Regions from separate parts of the Homo sapiens genome. Here all the other regions are linked to region 3. A link is an interaction called in ENCODE POLR2A ChIA-PET data of the cell type or tissue named here. Cell type or tissue: PC-9. All regions are shown on one strand. Links, peaks and the distances in the headings refer to the core of each region. The heading gives the core; the rest is flanking DNA.

Region 1 (6,280 bases), core at 361-5,360, 66 kb after region 3:
TATTAAAATGTTCACAGGTAGTTAATAATCTGCCAAAGAGTATAGTCTAATGACTTAGTTCTTCTTAATTTTAGTTTGGTCTTTTCTCCAGAACTTAACATTTCCAGACACCACTAAGATAGACTTTCTGGCAGCCCCTGTCCTAGTCTGTGTCTGGCACTGCTTTTTGTCTTCAGTATATAATTTATTCTTTTATTAAGTGTCTAAGAAGCTAAATCACTGACACTCTTTTTGTGCTACATACTGTTTAATTATTTTAACGAGAGGTTGAAAATATCTAACTTCTGGTTTCTGCCAAAAGTAAGTGGAGGAAAGGGAACACAAGTACTCATATATTGATATAGAAAGCCTAGGGAACTGATGGAAGGCAGATACTACCTGTATTTCCCTCTGCTCTTCATTTGGACCCTTGAAAGTGACCATAAGTTGACTCATCATTTGGCTATTCTGGAAGAATTTTTGTGCTTATTCTGAAAGACAAATTATAATGGATTAGCAGTAATTCTGAAAAATCTAAGGATTTTACTTACGAACAAATTGTGGAAAAGTATTTCATTGTAGCATGAACAAACATGGCAGATACCTTTAAGCAGTGTTGTTTATTCCAAGTGAATGTTACTAAGGCACATACCAAGTTCATGAATACCTCAGTGACTTCCCCTATACTATGCTGTGTCTCTAGTTTTAGGTAGGAAAGAAGAAAACATATATTTGTGTGCTAACTATATACCAAGCAATGTATACTTTGATTCAGCAAGGATTTAGGATGTGGATCTTCTCATTCCAGATCCAGTGTTCATTCCATAAGACTATGCTGTTGCTCCTAACTCAAAAAGACTCTAATGTTGATGATCAGCTGTGATTTCTAAGCTAAAAGAATGACAAAGGAATTGGTTTTCTTTTGTTTCCATGGCACTATTACGCTGTGCTGGGGTATGGTCTGACATTTTCAGAATGTCTAAAAATGTGAGACCTAGTTTGTTGAATGTAACTAAAATAAAATATAGATGGATTGGCCATTTTTCTCCATTTCTTTCTTGCATATAAGGAGAAAGAGACAGAGAGAATGTGTGTGTGAGAGAGAGAAATCCTTGTTTCTGAGATAGAGAGAGAAATTCTTGTTTCTGAAGATAGGAACATGATTGTATCTGGGCTTTCTTGTGTGTATTCAGAATCGGTACTGTCCTCGAATCACTTTGTAGTGAATATAAGTGCTTTTCTCCCCTTTTCTCTCTTCATAAATGTTAAAAGTTAATTACATATGGTGCTAAACTGATGGAAGCTTCAGGAATCACTAAACAGAGACTGGTCTCAAGTGATTGTCCCAGCAACTGGCACTAGGTTGATTCAGCCCTCCCAAAAGACAACAGGCTTCCAAGAATCTGCAATTTGTGGGTTGAACAGTGTACGTATATAACTTAATGAAGTCCACCATCGTATACCTTAATGATGGCTCACCAAAAAGAATGATGATTTAAAGAAGCTAGTGGGCTGGGCGCAGTGGCTCATGCCTGTAATCCCAGCACTTTGGGAGGCTGTGGTGGGCAGATTACTTGAGATCAGGAGTTTGAGACCAGCTTGGCCAACATGGTGAAACCCTGTCTCTACTAAAAATACAGAAATTAGCCGGGCATGGTGGTACACCTCTATAATCCCAGTTACTCGGGAGGCTGAGACACGAAAGTTGCTTGAACCTGGGAGGTGGAGGTTGCAGTGAGCTGAGATCATGCCATTGCACTCCAGCTTGGGCAACAAGAGTGAAACTCCATCTCAAAAAAAAAAAAAAAAAAAGGAAAGGAAAAAGGAAAGGAGAAAGGAAAAAGGAAATAAAAGAAAGGAAAGGAAAACTAGTAACCCACGGTTGTGTGGCAAGGTCAGTGTCCAAAATTGTCTACCAGGTTATTAGAATTGTTAAGAAATCCTGCTGGGCATGGTGGCTCACACCTGTAATCCCAGCACTTTGGGAAGCTGAGGCAGGCAGATGGCTTGAGTTCAGGATTTCAAGACCAACCTGAGCAACATGACAAGACCTTGCCTCTGCGCAAAATATAAAAATTAGCCTGGGCATGGTGGGACACTCCTGTAGTCCAGCTACTCAGGATCCTCCTGAGTGATCCTCAAGGAGGATCACTTGAGCCCAGGCGGCAGAGGTTACAGTGAGCTGAAATCACCCTACTGCACTCCAGCCTGGGTGCTAGAGTGGGGTGTTGTCTCAAAAAAAAAAAAAAAGTTAAGAAATCCACCAACCATCTAGATGTGTTTCGTAATGAAAAGGTGAAAACTGCTACAACTTCCTGTCTAGTGTTACTGAAGATCAAATACTTATTAACTACTGACAGTAATAATTCCTTATTTATTCTCTGTAGCCATAAAGAAAACTTTTGTGAATAGTCCGTATAGCTAATTTTAACTTTTACATTACTAAAAAATTAGCTTTCTGATGAAACATTTTCTAACGTCATTACACACTTGATTGTTAAGCACAGTGAACAAGACATAAACGAACTCCTTGTGGCTTGATTAGCTTTATTAATAACTTATTGATAACATATACATAAAATTGATTACTATAGATGATATTGAGAATAAGACTGAATGAGTATTGACTGACTAGACTTGTGCTATAACTGATTCTATAAATTTGCTTTTGGGATTATTTCCTGTTTTTCTGATGAAGGTGGAGCAAAGCATGTTTGACTGAACTGGTCCTTGATAGTATAACCGGGCTGTTTTCTCTAGAACTAATTATCAAATGAAAGGCCAAAGCAATTATTTTCCAAATGGTTCCATAGACATGTCGTAGAGGCATAAATGTATCCTGGGAAATACTAGATTTGGAGTCAAGAAACCTGAGTTCTCTTTTCAGTTTTGACATTTGTCTTATGACAAGCCACTAACTCTGCATCTTATCTTCTGTGTCTTTAAAATGAAGGGGATAGACTTTTTAAGATTTTGGTTGGGTAGGGAAAAGATTGAGCTATTTAAAGGAAAAGAAAGTTTATTAGACTAGATGATTCTTAAAATTTTTATTTATTGAGCCTTTATGCCAACTAATAATCTTTGGTAGAATCCAATATAAGGTACTTTTATTAACCTCTTTTCACAGATGAGGAAATGAGGTCCTGGGAAGTTAAGTAATTTGCCCAAGGTCAGGCAGCATGCACAGGGCTCTTGTAATGCTCTAAGTCCTGACTTCAAGATAGCTGAAAGTTGTTGTTGGAACCCAGTTAGTTATGGGGCAGGAAAGTATGCACAATGTATTATCCCACTGCTTATACAGTTAAGTCATAGAAAGGCTAAATATAGCTTTGGGGCGGTGAGGGAAGAAGAGAAAGCTAAATGGGACTAGACGCTAGGGTGCATGGAACTTAAAATAGCTGTAAGTATCCCCAGTAATTATGCCATCATTGGGCCTTCCCTTTGGTCCCTAAAGGACCTATCACTTTGTTTAGACAGAATTTAGCATTTTATTTTTAAAAACTTCCTTTCACATGAAATTTCAAAATCTGGGTAGAATAAGGTCTCTTTTTTGTGTATTCATATTTGGCAATGTAAACTTTAAAAAATCTGCCCATTTGTAATGTATTATAAGGCTACCTTCAGCCCCATAATTATGATTCTCTACATTTATCATCCTTTGATATTTTAGCAACATTTAACATAGTATCTTTTTATACAACACTGTCATGGCAAAGCAATGCACACTACCTTAAAAAAATTATTTATATGTACTTGGCTCTTTCACTTCTTTTAGGTTTGTTGATGTAATATAGAAAATAAATTTTAATCTCTATTTTAATAATTTCTTCTGGGGTGTTTTGGCATTTTTTCAATGTCATTTGTGCTTACTATAAGTTCTGCATAGTAGTTAATGTGGAAACGATTTTCTTTTATAAGTAACATTAGAAATTGTGTTTATTGTTAGGAGAGCAAAAGTATTATATAGAGTCTTTGTGATGGATAAAGTTTCTCATAACATTTCTTCTGTAATTATATTTACTTTTCTAGTTAAATATATCAGTTGTACATTGAATTAGTGAAGTGTAATGCTGGTATCTTAGAAGATAATAAAAACAGTAGGACTCAGTGGCTCAGGGTTACATCAAGTCTAGCCATATGGAAACTTTACTATTCCTCATACAAACTTGTGAAGTGATCTTTCTATGAAGGTACAAAAATATCATAGTAAAATATAGATTGGTTTATATTAGCTAATTATAAACAAAATGTATTTATAATATCTTTCGAAGTTTTGTAAGTGTCATTTTATTTCTTCTAAAGTATTCTTGGAGTTACTCTGACACATTGACCTTAAAAGAATCAATCAACAGTCCTCTTCCTGCTTTATGTCAGATCATTTAAGTGTCTAGGACTTAACTAAACTGGTGTTGGCAAACATTGCTAAATGCAGTTTCATTAGTATTGCAAAAGTGAGGATTTAGACTGTGCTCAGAGATTAGATTTTTGAAAAAAGCTACAGTATTCTGCAATATTTCGATCATAGAGCTTAAAAAGTGTATTTCAAAGGTCTATTAATACTTTACATGCCAGAGTGACCTCTTAGTTTGTAAAAAAAACGCATTCAGGGAATTGCATTTGCTCACTTTTTATCTTTTTAGGTAACAAATAGTGGGTCAAATTCTTAGCAGATTTTAAATGAGTTATCCTTGTTCAGAAATATGCTATTGTCACTGAGTTTTAGATTTTATATATGAATTGTTTATTTCTAAGTTAGCTTGAGCTTTTTCTGGTGTTCTGTTTTGAAGTTGCCACTCTGTTTATGTGTATTTTTCTTTCATTAGATGAAGCTTGAAATATTAATTGGTTCATCCTATGGTTTCTATAACATACTTACATCTAACGTATCTTGCTGCCTTTACCTATTATAATATTATACTATAGTTTAGCCTAGGATGATGTCACTGGCCCTTTCTTTCTATGCATACATATACATTAGTGCAGAAGTCTGAACTGTATTGTTGAATGTGGCTTCTTGTGTAGTAATGTAGTAATATGTAGTAATAATACTGTGTAGTAATCTTGGGCAGTGATGCCTTGTGAGGCTGTTGAGATAAGGAGGAATTGGCTTTGTCTAAATATCTGCTATTGCTGAGCTAGAATGGGAAGTGACAAACTTTTCATGTGTTATGTCACCATTTACCTGAAACTTTGGTTGAATGCAGTGACCCATTTTTCTTTCTCTTCTTTTATTTTTTCTTTATCTTTCTGTCTTTCTGTCTTTCTTTCTGGCAGTGTCTCGCTGTGTCACCCAGGCTGAAGCACAGTGGCACAATCTTGGCTCACTGTAACCTCTGCCTCCTGCCTCAGCCTCCCAAATAGCTGGGACCATGGGAGTGTGCCAGCACACCTGGCTAATTTTTTGTATTTTTAGTAGAGATGGGGTTTCGAACTCCTGGCCTCAAGTGATCCACCTGCCTTGGCCTCCCAAAATGCTGGGATTATAGGTGTGAGCCACTGGACCTGGCCCTATTTTTCTTTCTTATAATCAGACTTTACCTATTTTCAGTTTCTATTGACTTTTAGTTTTTGCCTTAAAGAATATTAGTGACCTCACCAGGGCTTATAGCTGAGGAGAAGTGGGTGCCATGGCGGTTCTACTGGAGACTACTGTGGGCAATGTGGTTGTCAATTTGCACACTGAGCAGCAGCCTTGCAACTGTGAACTTTTTGAGAGCAGGTACCACAGTTTAATGGCATTTGTGATGGCAGTGCCAAGCATCTAGAAGGTACTCGCCTGCTTTAATTTCTTGAGATATTACAAAATAAAATATTACAGTTATTGCCTTATTCACAGTATACAAAGGTATTTTATCATACAAACTGTTGATCCTACAGGGACTGGTCATGGAGGAGAGTCTATTTTTGGCCTAGGATTGTATGGTGATCAAGCAAGCTTTTTTGAGACAGAAAACGTCCCAAGAATTAAGCACAAGAAGAAGGGCACAATGTCCATGGTGAATAATGACAGTGATCAACATGGATCTCAGTTTCTTATCACTACAGGAGAAAATCTAGATTACCTTGATGGTACCATACAGTATTTGGTGAGGTGACAGAAGGCATTGACATAATTAAGAAAATAAATGAGACCTTTGTTGACAAGGACTTTGTACCATATCAGGATATCAGGATAAATTATATAGTGATTTTAGATGGTCCATTTTGATGACATTCCTGATTTATTAATCCCTGATCAATCACCAGAACCTACAAGGGAACAATTAAAGAGTGGTAGAGTTGACACAAATGAAGAAATTGA
Region 2 (6,280 bases), core at 361-5,360, 120 kb before region 3:
CTTTCCACAGTGCCAGGCTGCCTAGAATAATGAGTGTGACTGAAGAATGAAAAGGAGTTAATGGTGTGGCCATTCCCCTGTTCTTTCCACTACTTCACTTGGTGAATGACTAATAGGCAAACACTCCCAGAGGGTATTTGCATTTTAAAAGCGAGCTCATTAACCCTAATGAATCTCTAATTGGTGGAATTTGTGGGGGAGATATTTTTAAGTACTGGGGCTTTCTCCTGTGTCTTCAAGGTGCCTGGCTATCTTTTTCTTCTTTATAGATTATCAACTATTCTGGAATCAGAATCGTGTAGCAGAATGCAGTCACATACTGCTAGTCTGCCCCAAATGCATTAACAGGGAGTCATGAATTAAAAGGCAGCCATGAAAAAACATTGAAAGGAAAAAAGTGTGGGTTAGCATTGTCTAAAATGAATGTCCAAAAGCAAATAAATTTGGCCATATAGAGAGTCTTCCGAAGAGTCAGATGAAAAGAATATATTTTATAACCAAATTTAACTTTAGAAATGTTATATCAGCATTTCCCATGGTGTGTTAATGAAGCTCTGCAAGATGTTTAATAGGTGTCAGATGAATAAAATGGCTCCACAGTCAAATACACTTCGAAAAAAAATTTTTTTTTAAGTTTCATCACTGCAGAATTTCTTAGATGCTAAAGTGCATTAGGAAATCAACTGGAAGAGAACTTGCATTCTGAAGGTTTTTCTCATATTTTTGACCATAGAAATATTTTTTTCCATGTGAACCCCTTGGAACCAGTGTTTCATAGATTGCATTCTCAGATACAGAGTTCTAGATAAATCATCTTTAATTAAAGAAAAGAAAAAGAAAAACAGTTTTCTGTATTCACAGCCCTTTGCATGCAGACAGGCTCCAACCCAGTCCACAACAGCCCATTTCCAGTCTTGTTGGGCTCAAGGGCATGCCAATAATAACAGCCCTCTTCCCCAGATGAGATCTGGCCAATTGAGGGGAGGAAAAAGGAACAGATGGAGACCAAACTCTCATCTTTATTGCCTATAAAGCTGGTGTTGAAGAATGTGGCTTATAACAGGGAGCAAAAGGGCGTCCTAATCGGAATCCCAGAATTAGGTTGAGTGTGTAAACCAAAAGTAAGATCCTAAACCCCCACAACAGACTGAACGGACCCCCTCTGGGCCTCAAAAACTGAATTCCCCATTATGACAGGAGAGATCTTGGTATACCCCCTCCCTTTTGGAGTTTAGGAGCAACTGACTAGCATTAATGTTAAAAGAGAGATTATAAGACTGACAAAACAGACTCTTTGTAGCAGTAAGATACCAAATTGCAACCTGACACTGGTATAGGACCTCATGACAGATAGCAGACCCTGAAGGAAATAAAAATATTTTACCCTAGAATATATTTCCTTGACATACGTTGAAATGGCCCTGCAAAGCTGTCTTTTGTGGGGGAGATTACATCCGTAGAGAATCTCCTTCCCTTTCTAGATCTTTCCCAGATCTAGGAGAGATGAAATGAAAGGCTGACACCTTTAAGGTCTGAAGAGAGACGCTTAGGATATTCTCTATAGGGCTGTTACCTGAAGGCGTCATCTACTTAACAAGAACCTTGGCTTCCACAATGCCCTTTTTCTTAACTCAAGCATTTACTTCTAGTCTTTAGACAAAGCTGAACTCCTTCAACCAACTGCCAATCAGAAAATCTTTGAATCCAACTATGACTTGTAAGAACCCCTACTTTGAGATATCCCAACTTTTTAGGCTGAACCAATATATACCTTACATGTATTGACTTATGTCTTTGCCTGTAATTTCTTTCTCTCTAAAATATATAAAACCAAACTGTAACCTGACCGTCTCAGGCACACTTTCTCAGGACCTCCTGAGACTGTTTCCTGGGTCATGGACACACACATTGGATCCGAATAAACCTCTCCAAATATTTTACAGAGCTTGGCTTTTTTGTCAGCTAGTTCCACTCAGTTACAGAATATGCTGAGCTGGTCAGGCTTTTCCCCAAGTGGGAGGATGTTTCTGTGGAGGATCAGAGCAGACAGCAACATGCTGCCTGTGTTCCTTGATTCTTAAGAGAGAGGGAAGGAGAAGTTACTGGAAAGGAATCCTGATCTTGGGGAGGGTTCTTAGATCTCCTGCAAGAAAGAATTTGGGGTGAGTCCACAGAGTGAAGAAAGAAACTTTATTAAGCAAGTAAAGGAGTAAAAGAATGGCTGCCCCACAGGCAGAGCAGCTGCGAGGGCTGCTGGTTGGCTATTTTTATGGTTATTTATTGATTATATGCTAAACAAGGATGGGTTATTCATGAGTTTTTAAGGAAAGGGGCAGGGATTTCCCAGAGCTGAGGGTTTCTCTTCCTTTTAGACCTTATAGGGTAACTTCTGGATGTTGTGTAAACAGTCATGACGTTGGTGGGAGTATTGTTTAGCAGGCCAATACATTATAATTGGCATATAATGAACATTGAGGATGACCAGAGGCCACTTTCATCACCATTTTGGTTTTGGCTTCCTTCTTTACTGCATCTTCATTTATCAGCAGGGTGTTTGTGATGTTTATCTTGTGACCTCATATCCCATCCTGTGACTAAGAATGTCTAACCTCCTGGGGATGTGGCCCAGCAGGTCTAAGCCTCATTTTATCCAGATCCTATTCAAGATAGAGTCACTGGTTCAAAGGCCTCTGACAAGGGGACAGAACCACTTGTGGCCAAGTCCTCCCAAATGCAACAACCAGTGGACAGGAGAGTGGAGAGAGGCCTGGAGTGAATGTTAATGGAATTTCCTCCATGTTGAAGGAAGCATAAGGCAAGTGACCTCACAGGGTTAACAGGAATTCTGAACAGAAATATATAGATATACTTAAGCATTCTTCTGGCTGTACTTTGACCCATTTCTATTTTCTTTCTTTTTTTTTTTTTTTTTTTTTTTTGAGATGGAGTTTCGCTCTTCTTGCCCAGGCTGGAGTGCAATGGCATAATCTCGGCTCACCACAACCTCCGCCTCCCAGGTTCAAGTGATTCTCCTGCTTCAGCCTCCCGAGTAGCTGGGATTACAGGCGTGCCCTACCGCACCCGGCTAATTTTGCATTTTTATTAGAGACGGAGTTTCTCCATGTTGGACAGGCTGGTTTCGAACTCCCAACCTCAGGTGATCCGCCTGCCTCGGCCTCCCAAAGTGTTGGGATTACAGGCGTGAGCCACCGTGCCCGGCCGACCCATTTCTTTGTAACCAAAATTTATGTAACACCAGATACTGACCATTTGTATCCCCATTGTTCCTATAGATAGGATTCTGGTTTTCGTTCAAGATAGTGTCCCTGACACTAGAATCATAAGCTCTTGGTGAAGAATTACTTAAGCAGATCCTGGATTCTAGTGGAACAACTAACACCAACCAGTTTAAAGACCCCCACAGAGGAACCAAATCAGCAAGAGAATACCGTTTCTTCATCTCCCTGCCCCATGACTTCACCCCACAATTTTCAACCAATCAGTGGTCTCCACACTTTGGCCCACTCCAAAACCCTTAAAAACCCTACCCCCAAACTCCTCTGGGGAAAAGATTTGAGCTTTCTTCATGTCTCCTCATTTGGTGGCCCTAAGATTAAAGTTCTTTTTCTGCTGCAGCCCAGTGTCTCAGTGTATTAGTCTGTTTATGTTGCTATAAAGGAATACCTGAGAAGGGTAATTTATAAAGAAAAGAGGTTTATTTTGCCTCAGGGTTCTGCAGGCTCTACAGGAAGCATGATGCTGGCAACTGCTTCTGGTCAGGGCCCCAGGAAGCTTACAATCATGGCAGAAGGTGAAGGGAAACCAGCATGTCACATGGCAAGAGTGGAAGCAAGAGAAATGCCAGACTCTTAAACAACCACCTCTCACATGGACTAATAGAGTGAGAACTCATTACCACAGGGAGGGTACTTCATGAGGGATCTGTCCCCATGACCCAAACACCTCCCAGCAGGCCCACCTGCAACATTCGAGGTTACATTTCAACATGAGTTTTGGAGGGGACACACATCCAAATCATACCACTCAGTGTATTGACTTACCACATGCATGAACAATGAACCTATTATGGTTACATTAAGGAGTGGGAACCAAGTGTCTGCCCCATCACCCACCTACCACCAACCCCTTCAGACAAGCCTCCTCTGGGTGACCTAAGTAGGTATTTGGTTCTTCTCCCATCACTGGAAATTTCTGTCCTGTCCAATTTCCTTTATACATAGTGCTCACTCTTCAGCATTATTTCTCCCCTCAACCATCCTCACCCAGTAGAATGGGATCATGATGATACTCTAATGACCATTCCTTTCTCACATCCTTATATAGCTAAAACATCATCCAACATTTTTTTTTTTTTTTGAGACGAGGTCTCACTCTGTTGCCCAGGCTGGAGTGCAGTGGTGTGATCTTGGCTGACTGCAACCTCTGCCTCCCAGGTTCAAGCAAATCTCCTGCCTCAGCCTCCCCAGTAGCTAGGGTTACAGGCACATGCCACCACCCCCAGCTAATTTTTGTATTTTTGTTAGAGATGGTTTCACCATGTTGGCCAGGCTGGTCTTGAATTCCAGACCTCAAGTGATCCACCTGCCTGAGCCTCCCAAAGTGCTGGGATTATAGGCGTGAGCCACCGTGCCTGGCCATCATTCAACTTTTTATCCCGGAAATGATGGAAGACATATATTTCTCTAATACAGACTGGAAAACTACAGGCTGCCACTTGTTTTTGTAAACAAAATTTTATTGGAACACAGCCACACACATTAGGTTACATATTTTCTATGACTGCTTGTGACTACAATGGTAGAGTTGTGAAGTTGTGACAGAGACCTTATGACCTGCAAAGACTAAAATGTTTACTATCTGACCCTTTACAAAAAAAATTTGCCAACCCCTCGTCTAAAATATAGATGAGTTTCACATCAGTCCTTTAAGTTCTGAAAGAGCTTCATTAGTATGTATATGTAGCCTTTATCATTTACTCACTCTAAATAAAAACTACATTTGAAACAAAGAAAATCGCATGGCTGTACTATAAGGATAATTTTTACATCTTGTAAAATTGTTTCCAGCCTTAAAAACTTCCTGAAAAATATGAAGGGAACTGTGTATTTGCTTTGAAGGAGCAGAAGGAAGAATAAAGTCTTGCATCAGTCAGAAGTATTTGATGTCACCATTGAAAAGGGAAGAAAACAGATAATCTATGGGGCCTATAGAAGCAAAAAGGAGTAATGAAAACTGTCTGCAGGACCAGAAGGCACAAGATCCTGCCTTCAGAGCTCCCTATCAGAGCCCTTGGCTCCTCTCTTCACACCCTGTTCCCTAACTCAGAGTCTAGTTTCCTCCCACCTTGGCCCTCATGCATTGGAACCGTTCACCAGACCACAGAGTCCCCAGAGATGTCAAGAGACTGGGTTCTGCTCCCATTGTGACTGCTTTCTATGTGGGAGACCTTGGGCAGGTCACTGAGTGCCTCTGCCCCTTAGGTTTCACTCTCCTGTAAATTGGGGGTGGGCAGAGTTATCTTACTGTGCTTGCCCAACAGTAATCAAATCTGATGTTTTTTAAAAGCCTATATGAAAGGTAAGGTATTATGAAATTGTCAGTGTTTTTGTTTTTGTTGAAATGTCTGAGTTGCAAATGAAATTTTTTTATCTATCCAAGATATAAATTAGAGTTAACTGATATTTGAAAACTTAAGTACCTTATTTCATATTTCTCATACCCATTTTTGCTTATTTATTTTTATAGTATTTAACTTTTATATGGATTAGAGAAAATATAGAAAATAACTGAATTTTTACCATAATAAAATAATTCTTCAAGGGGTGGAAAAAAAACTTCAAAAATTGTATTTCATTGTGACCCATTCTTTTCTGTTTGTTGTTTATTCAGCTTTCATTTTTATGCCTTTGTTTACAGAGAAACAATCTTGCAGATGGCAATTTTCCTTGTAATCATTTATTGTCCTATCTGAGTCATCGCCAGACATGGCATTTCAGTAAACAGTGATTCTGCAATTGCTTCCAGGCAGATGTGTTGTGTGAAGTTAAGAACGCTGGCTGATAACCTTTCTGGTTTTTCAAGCAGCAGGGAGAAAGTTTTGTGTAGATACACACCTCGAAATCAGAAAATGGCGAAGGAAGGACTTTGTGCTGCATGATTTTAACCAAATATAGTGTTTGTGTGATGGATGGAATAGTAATCTTTTTAAAAGATAAATAATATTTCTTCGAGTAAAGGACTTTTTATAGTGCGTTATACG
Region 3 (6,280 bases), core at 454-5,453:
TCTTTTTGCATTTATATTTTGTCAGTTTTCTTAACATTTATTTAAATTATATAATTAAAAAAAGTTTGGGTTCAAACACCCAAATTGAATCATGGAAAACTTCCAGCTGAACTGGTGGGGACAGAAGTATAGGGCATCTAAAGAGCTATCTGCTTGCACATTTAAAGTGAAGGGTGACACGGCATGATCTGGCAAGTCAGATATTATATTAACATAATAGATTGAAAATAGTATGTATACTTGGGATGGTTAATTTTATGTGTCAGTTTAGCTAGGCCACGGGGTGCCCAGATATTTGGTTAAACGTTAATCTTCTGTGTCTGTGACAGTGTTTTTTGATGAGGTTAATGCTTGAATAGGCAGACTGAGTAAAGCAAACTGCCTTCCATAATATGGGTGGGCCTCATCCTATCCTTTGAAGACAACATGAATAAAACAAAAAGACTCCGTAAGGGGGAACTCCTCCTGCCTGACTGCTTTGAGATGGGACACCAGTTTCTTTCTGGCTTTTGGACTTGAAACTGAAACATTGGCTGTTTTTTTAGTCTCCAGCCTGCTAAGTTTCAGATTGGAAATACATGTCACCTTCCCTGGGTCTCCAGCTTGCCAACTGCAGATCTTGGGATTTCTTGGCCTCCATAATTGCATGAGCCAATTCCTTATAATAAATCTCTTTTAGGATCTCTCTAGTAGGATAAATTGGTATATTGTTGTTTTTTTTTTTTTTTACCTTAAGAAAAACCAATAGCTTAATTTTTCCTCGATATATATTTAGAAAATTGGTCTGAGAAGAGTTTTCATGAAACAGACCAGAGAACTATGTATAAAATTAAGAGTTCTAACCCAGTAAGAAAAAGTGCAAAAATGAAGCACACATTCCCAGGGGCCACTGCAGCCTAGGACCCTCCCATCAGAGGGAAGGCAAGGTCTTTGATGGCTTTTGAGTTCAGCTGAGGGATCATGCTGATCTTCAGGAATTTGTTGCTTGCATACTTATTCTTGATGGCGATGAATTTAGTTAAGTTTTCATTTACTTTCAGCACATTTTTGGCCACGTGCTGCATGACTTCCAATACTTCATTCTGTGTGTATCCTGTATAACACTGCTGCTTTAAGTTCCATTTTCCTTGGCCCAGAACCTTCTGAGACAAGCAGGAAGCAGCTGTTGCTGCCTTAGAAGGATGATAATGCATCATATCGTAGTCAATGAGAGTCAGCTCCATCAAATATTTGGCTAAAGTGTGCTGTTCAACATCAGCCTTCCCGGCTTTTGATGCTTGCCTTAAGAAGTGTAGTGGCAAGGGTCCACCCACCTCAAATTTCAGTTCTTTCAAAATTAGTTTCCATTTCTTGGATTTGGAAACTAGTATAAGCATTGTCTGTGATGTAAACAAAGCCTTCAGTATTTGGAGAAAACATCTCCTCATACTTGGAAGCCAAGAGCAGAGCAGTAATCCAAACTAGTTGAAGCTTCCTCTGGGAAACTGGCTGAACCAGTAAAGATCAATCCATAATGGCAACACACACATACAGAGTCTCCTGAAGAAGCCTAAACTTGGAGTGGATTTGCACCAACCAGTCTACCAGGATGGTATGCTTATGTCCATTTACATCTCATCCACCTAAGACATGTGGGTTTATGAACTGCAAAATCTCCAGCTGCCTGAGGTACTGATAGATACCCTTAAATAGTCACTGCAGAGCTGAGGGTTATTCCAATCTTTGTTATCAATATCCTCAATTTTGTAGAGCAAAGCATCAGAAAAAGCTCGGCAGATGTTCTCTTCTTTCACGGAGGCATCCTCAGGTATGGGAGAAGGACCCTTTGGAGCCAACATTTCCATCTGTACTGTTTCACAGAAGCAGTAGGTTTCAGTTGTTTGTTGACATTTGTTGTTTCCCTGGGTTGAACTGGCACTTTGGTGTTCTGAGCTTTCTTAGCTACTTGTGCTGCTCTGGCTGTAACTCTATTTCCAATTTATTCTAAAATGGAATGCCTAATAGTCACATGACTCTTAGGTTTAGAATTAACTCCTGTCTCTCTGTCTCTGCATATACCCATTTACCCTATTGGTTCTGTCTCTTTGGAGAGTCCTAATAGAATACCTGACAACTAAATGCAATGTGGATCTTGGGACAGAAAGAGGACATTAGTAGAAAAACTGGTGAAATTTAAAAAGAGCCTGGAATTTAGTTAATAGTAATGTACCAGTGTTGGTTTCTTAGTTGTAACAAATGTACCATAGTAATGTAAGATGTTAGCAATAGAGGAAGTTGGTTGAGAGCTCTAGAACGCTCTGTATTATCTTTGCAACCTTTCCATAAACCTAAAATTATTCAAAAATAAAAATTTTGTTTTAAAAAATAGCATGTACCATACAATCTCTCTCTCTGAAACTGCTCCTAATTGTCTAGCTTTCTATTTGTATTTATGGATTCTATTCACCAAATGTTAGTAATCTTTACTTTGGGAAGTAATTTACTTCTTTCTTTGTGCTTTTCTGTATTGTTTGAATTTTAAAAATATATATATATATATATTACTAAAATAGTGAAGTCATTTTTTAAAACATTGGAGGCTGTTTTGAAAAGATGACTTCTAAAAATCTTCCAGAAAACTCTATGATCTTTGATTTGGTGTTATTTTTTTAATAGCACTGTCTCACCTATAACATTCTCCTTAGGCACCCAAAAATGATTTTATGATGAGGCTCCAAGATTGATACTCTGTGGCAGGACTTGAAAAATGACCAGGTTGTGTTACCATAAGAACATGTTCCTGTTTTGTTTTGTTTTCTTTTTTATTTTTCTAGTTCATTAAGGCTGCTATAACAGAATACCATAAACGACAGAAATTTATTTCTTACAGTTCTGGAGGCTGGGAAGGCCAACATCAAGGCACCAGCAGATTCAGTGTCTGGTGAGGGCCTGTTCCCTGGTTTATAGATAGCTGCATTCTCACCCTTACATGGTGGAAGGGGCAAATGAATTATCTGGGGTCTCTTATTCATAAGGACACTAATCCCCTTCATGAGGGCTCTTACCTCATGGCCTAATCACCTCTCAAAGGCCATGTCTCCTGATACCATCACATTGTGGGTTAGGATTTCAACATAAGAATGGGGTTGGGTGGGGAAGCAAACATTCTTTAAATAGCACCGACCCATACATAGCTTAATGGTTTATGTCAGTGTGTTACTATAGCTATTTGCTGGCGATAAGCATCGTAAGGAAATGAAAGGCTTTTGGTTGCAATTCTCCTGTGGTTCTGTCCAGTGAAGCAATGAGTCAGGGATTTTTATCTCCAAATCAAAGCAGAGCTCACCTTTTAGTAATTGGAGGAATTAAAAGAACAAATTTCCTAAATGTTCTATGTTCTAGTACAAATAAAATTTTTTAATACTCTGTTTATCCTCATATCTTCTATTTTCTTTGTTCTCTTCATCTTGTCTCTATGTCTCCTGATGTCCAACCTCTCTCTTTTGATCCTTTTTTCTTTTGAGTCAGGGTCTCACTCTGTCACCCAGGCTGGAGTGCAGTGACGACATGATGGCTTACTGTGACCTCAACCTCCTGGACTCAAGCCATCCTCCCACCTCAGCCTCCCAAGCAGCTGGTACCACAGGCACACACCACTAAGCCCAGCTAATTTTTTTATTTTTTGTAGAGACATTGTTCTGCCCTGTTGCCCAGGCTGGTCCAGAACTCCTCTAGGCTCAAATGATTCTCCTGTCTTGGCCTCCCAAAGTGCTGTGGTTACAGGAATGAGACACTGCGCCCAGCCTCCTTTGACTTAAAATATTAGGTCTATTGTAAATTCTCAAGGGAGCCATTTTTTTCTTTTTCCACTCTAATACTGTGAATTCTTTGCGGATGGAGAGACTGTTCTCTTCATTTCTGTTTCCCTTCACCTAGCACAGTCCTCACCCATCAAATCATGGAGGATTGTAGCCACAGCTGCAAATGGAACCCTGGAGTTTTCCAGTTCCTCCTACTCATTCAAGTTCTATGTCTCCCTTCTTCCCTTTGTTTTTCTTTCTCAGGTCCTTTTTCTTCTTGTAATGTAGTTATAGGCTTATCGCCTGTATTCTGTGCCTTCTGAATGTCCAGGCTCTAAGGTCATTCTGCTGATTATATGAGGCCAGGTCTTCCCTTTAACTTGTGCTTCTGTAAGGTAATAATCTAAGCTATACCAGTGGTTCTTAAACTCTAGCAGGCATTAGAATCACCTGGAGAGCTTGCTAAAACAGACTGCTGGGCCCACTCCTAGAGTTTCTTAATTAGTAGGTCTGGGATGGCACTGGAGAATTTGCATTTTTAACAAGTTTCTAGTAGATGCTGATGCAAATACTGATGCTGCTAGTCCAGGGACTACACTTCGTACATCGTGGATCTACATTCTACAGAATCATTGGCTGGGCTAGCTCCTCCTTTGCAAGGAGGCAAAAAGAAATGCAGATGTTCAGTGTCTAGAACTTATCCATAAAGTAAAAATAATAGGAAGAATATACATGTTTTATTTTAAACCCAAGATATAAAGGCGTTTTTTCCCTTATAATGATTATTCTTCAAATCATCTCTATACACCATAAGTAAAGTTAAAAGTGCTAAAGGAGGAAAAACTATTGATATTTCTATCAGAACACATAAAAAGGTTAATTATGGCATGCACGTCTTAAAGATCTCCTTGCCATCTGAGCCATCTCCAGAAATACTTGCCATAGAACAGAAATAGAAATGATTATATGAGTAAATTATCACCCACACTCCTCGCATGCATCATTTCATACCACAAGCCTTTTCTCTTTTCAAGGAATAATGGTTTTACATTTTACTTTGTGATGGCACTCTAATTGCTAAATATAATAGGGGCATTATGCTACAAAGTTAAAAGACTCCAAGTGAAAAGATAAGTCAAATATAGTAATTTCACACAGCCAATGATTCTTCAAAGTATGCTTCTCTTTTTTTCCAGCTGTCTCCCAATTGTGAACTCTCACAGACTCATGAAAATTGAATACTAAGGCAGAGAAAAGCTAACAGGGATCCTAGAATATTTCTAGTCCAGGAGTCTGTAACTATGATCTACTGGCCAAATCTGGCCCACCACCTGTTTTCATAAATAAAATTTTATTGGAAAATAGGCATGCCCATTTTTATTGAGAAACAGCCGTACCCGTTGTTTACATATTCTGTGTGGCTGCTTTCGCACTATAATAACAGAGTTAAATAGTTGCAACACAGACCATGTGGTCCAAAGCTGAAAATATTTACTATCTTGACCTTTACCAAAAAAGTTTACTGACTCCTGCTGTAGTTCCAGCTACTCACTGGACAGATTAGAAACCTGTCTAGAGGGAGAGAGTTGGGGAGGGCAGGAGAGAATGGAGGGAGAGGTAGCTCAGGTTTCCACATTCAAATAGAAACAGGATTGCAGAATGTGAGGCTTCTCCCTAAGCAACTCCTGTAAGAGCTTTGGTCCACTGAAAGCCAGTCACAGCTGCCCTTCATGTATTAGTAGAGAAGGGGACACTGGAGTAAGTTTGTATCTCGTTATAATTTTCAAAGAACCTCTTCAAATGTCCACCCCAAAAAGAAGAGCAGTGAGACAGAAGTGTGCTTTGATGTTAGTCCAAAGTGTTATTTATGGCATTTATTTGCACACGTATACAAAAACACATTAGCAGCCTAACCTTTGGGGCTCATTTCTAATAATGAAAAAGTCCTTTTTCATTGATGAGGAAATCATTAGGATCATCTTGTCTTTCAGAAAGTATACTAGCATTCTGTCATGTAGTATTCTCCATAGTGCCCAAAGCTTTCAGGAGAATATGCCTTATAGTGGGAATTCTTATTTCTTCAAGTTATTAGTCACTAAATTGACAAAAGTATGTGAGTGTGTGTGTGTGTATGTTTACATTGCTATTTTACATAATTTATATATCCACGTCTAAAATAAAATGATATAGTGGTGCTAGGTGTTCCCTAATCTCTCTCATTTATATGTTAAAAATATATCTATTCTGTAAATGAACAGAAGCCCCAATTCCATGGTTTCAGGTAAGTGCAAAGATATTTACAATGAGTTAAAATGGAGTATTGTCACAAAAAAGGACCGTTATTTTATTTGGTCATTCATCAGTTCTTTATTGGGTACCTCTTCTGTGCCAGGAACCCACTGTACTGACATGATACGCACCAAGAGGCTAAGAGGATCTCGTAATCTGATGGGGTGATGGGGGAGGTCACATGCAATACAATGTCTGCAAGTTCTGCCTTG

The links. ChIA-PET counts read pairs that join two places held together with the same protein. Peaks named below come from ENCODE experiments on the same cell type or tissue, not always from the same donor. Only the 100,000 strongest peaks of a DNase experiment are listed, where the experiment ranks them.
Region 1: POLR2A ChIA-PET joins it to region 3 with 5 read pairs; 12 of 35 experiments call an interaction of 5 or more read pairs at or near these places.
Region 2: POLR2A ChIA-PET joins it to region 3 with 6 read pairs; 2 of 35 experiments call an interaction of 5 or more read pairs at or near these places.

Annotation. Positions count from the first base shown.
Region 1 is chr7:7,974,708-7,980,987 of GRCh38, forward strand. The region is part of intron 1 of GLCCI1 (glucocorticoid induced 1); the gene reads left to right. It also overlaps the pseudogene LOC100421597. Among named protein-coding and RNA genes, the nearest start is that of GLCCI1, 9.1 kb to the left of the region's middle. In PC-9, for the core only: no CTCF peak of the experiment used is centred there; no DNase peak of the experiment used is centred there; H3K27ac peaks cover 291 bases.
Region 2 is chr7:7,793,330-7,799,609 of GRCh38, forward strand. All of the region lies in intron 2 of UMAD1 (UBAP1-MVB12-associated (UMA) domain containing 1), which reads left to right. It overlaps LOC105379719 (a long non-coding RNA gene), which reads left to right and starts at 3,119. Exons shown (of 2, transcript XR_001745081.1): 1 at 3,119-3,157; 2 at 3,294-3,635. In PC-9, for the core only: no CTCF peak of the experiment used is centred there; a DNase peak (open chromatin) is centred at 2,622; H3K27ac peaks cover 2,620 bases.
Region 3 is chr7:7,908,400-7,914,679 of GRCh38, forward strand. All of the region lies in intron 2 of LOC124901586 (a long non-coding RNA gene), which reads right to left. It also overlaps the pseudogene CCNB2P1. Among named protein-coding and RNA genes, the nearest start is that of GLCCI1-DT, 57 kb to the right of the region's middle. In PC-9, for the core only: no CTCF peak of the experiment used is centred there; DNase peaks (open chromatin) are centred at 3,112, 3,582 and 5,282; H3K27ac peaks cover 3,777 bases.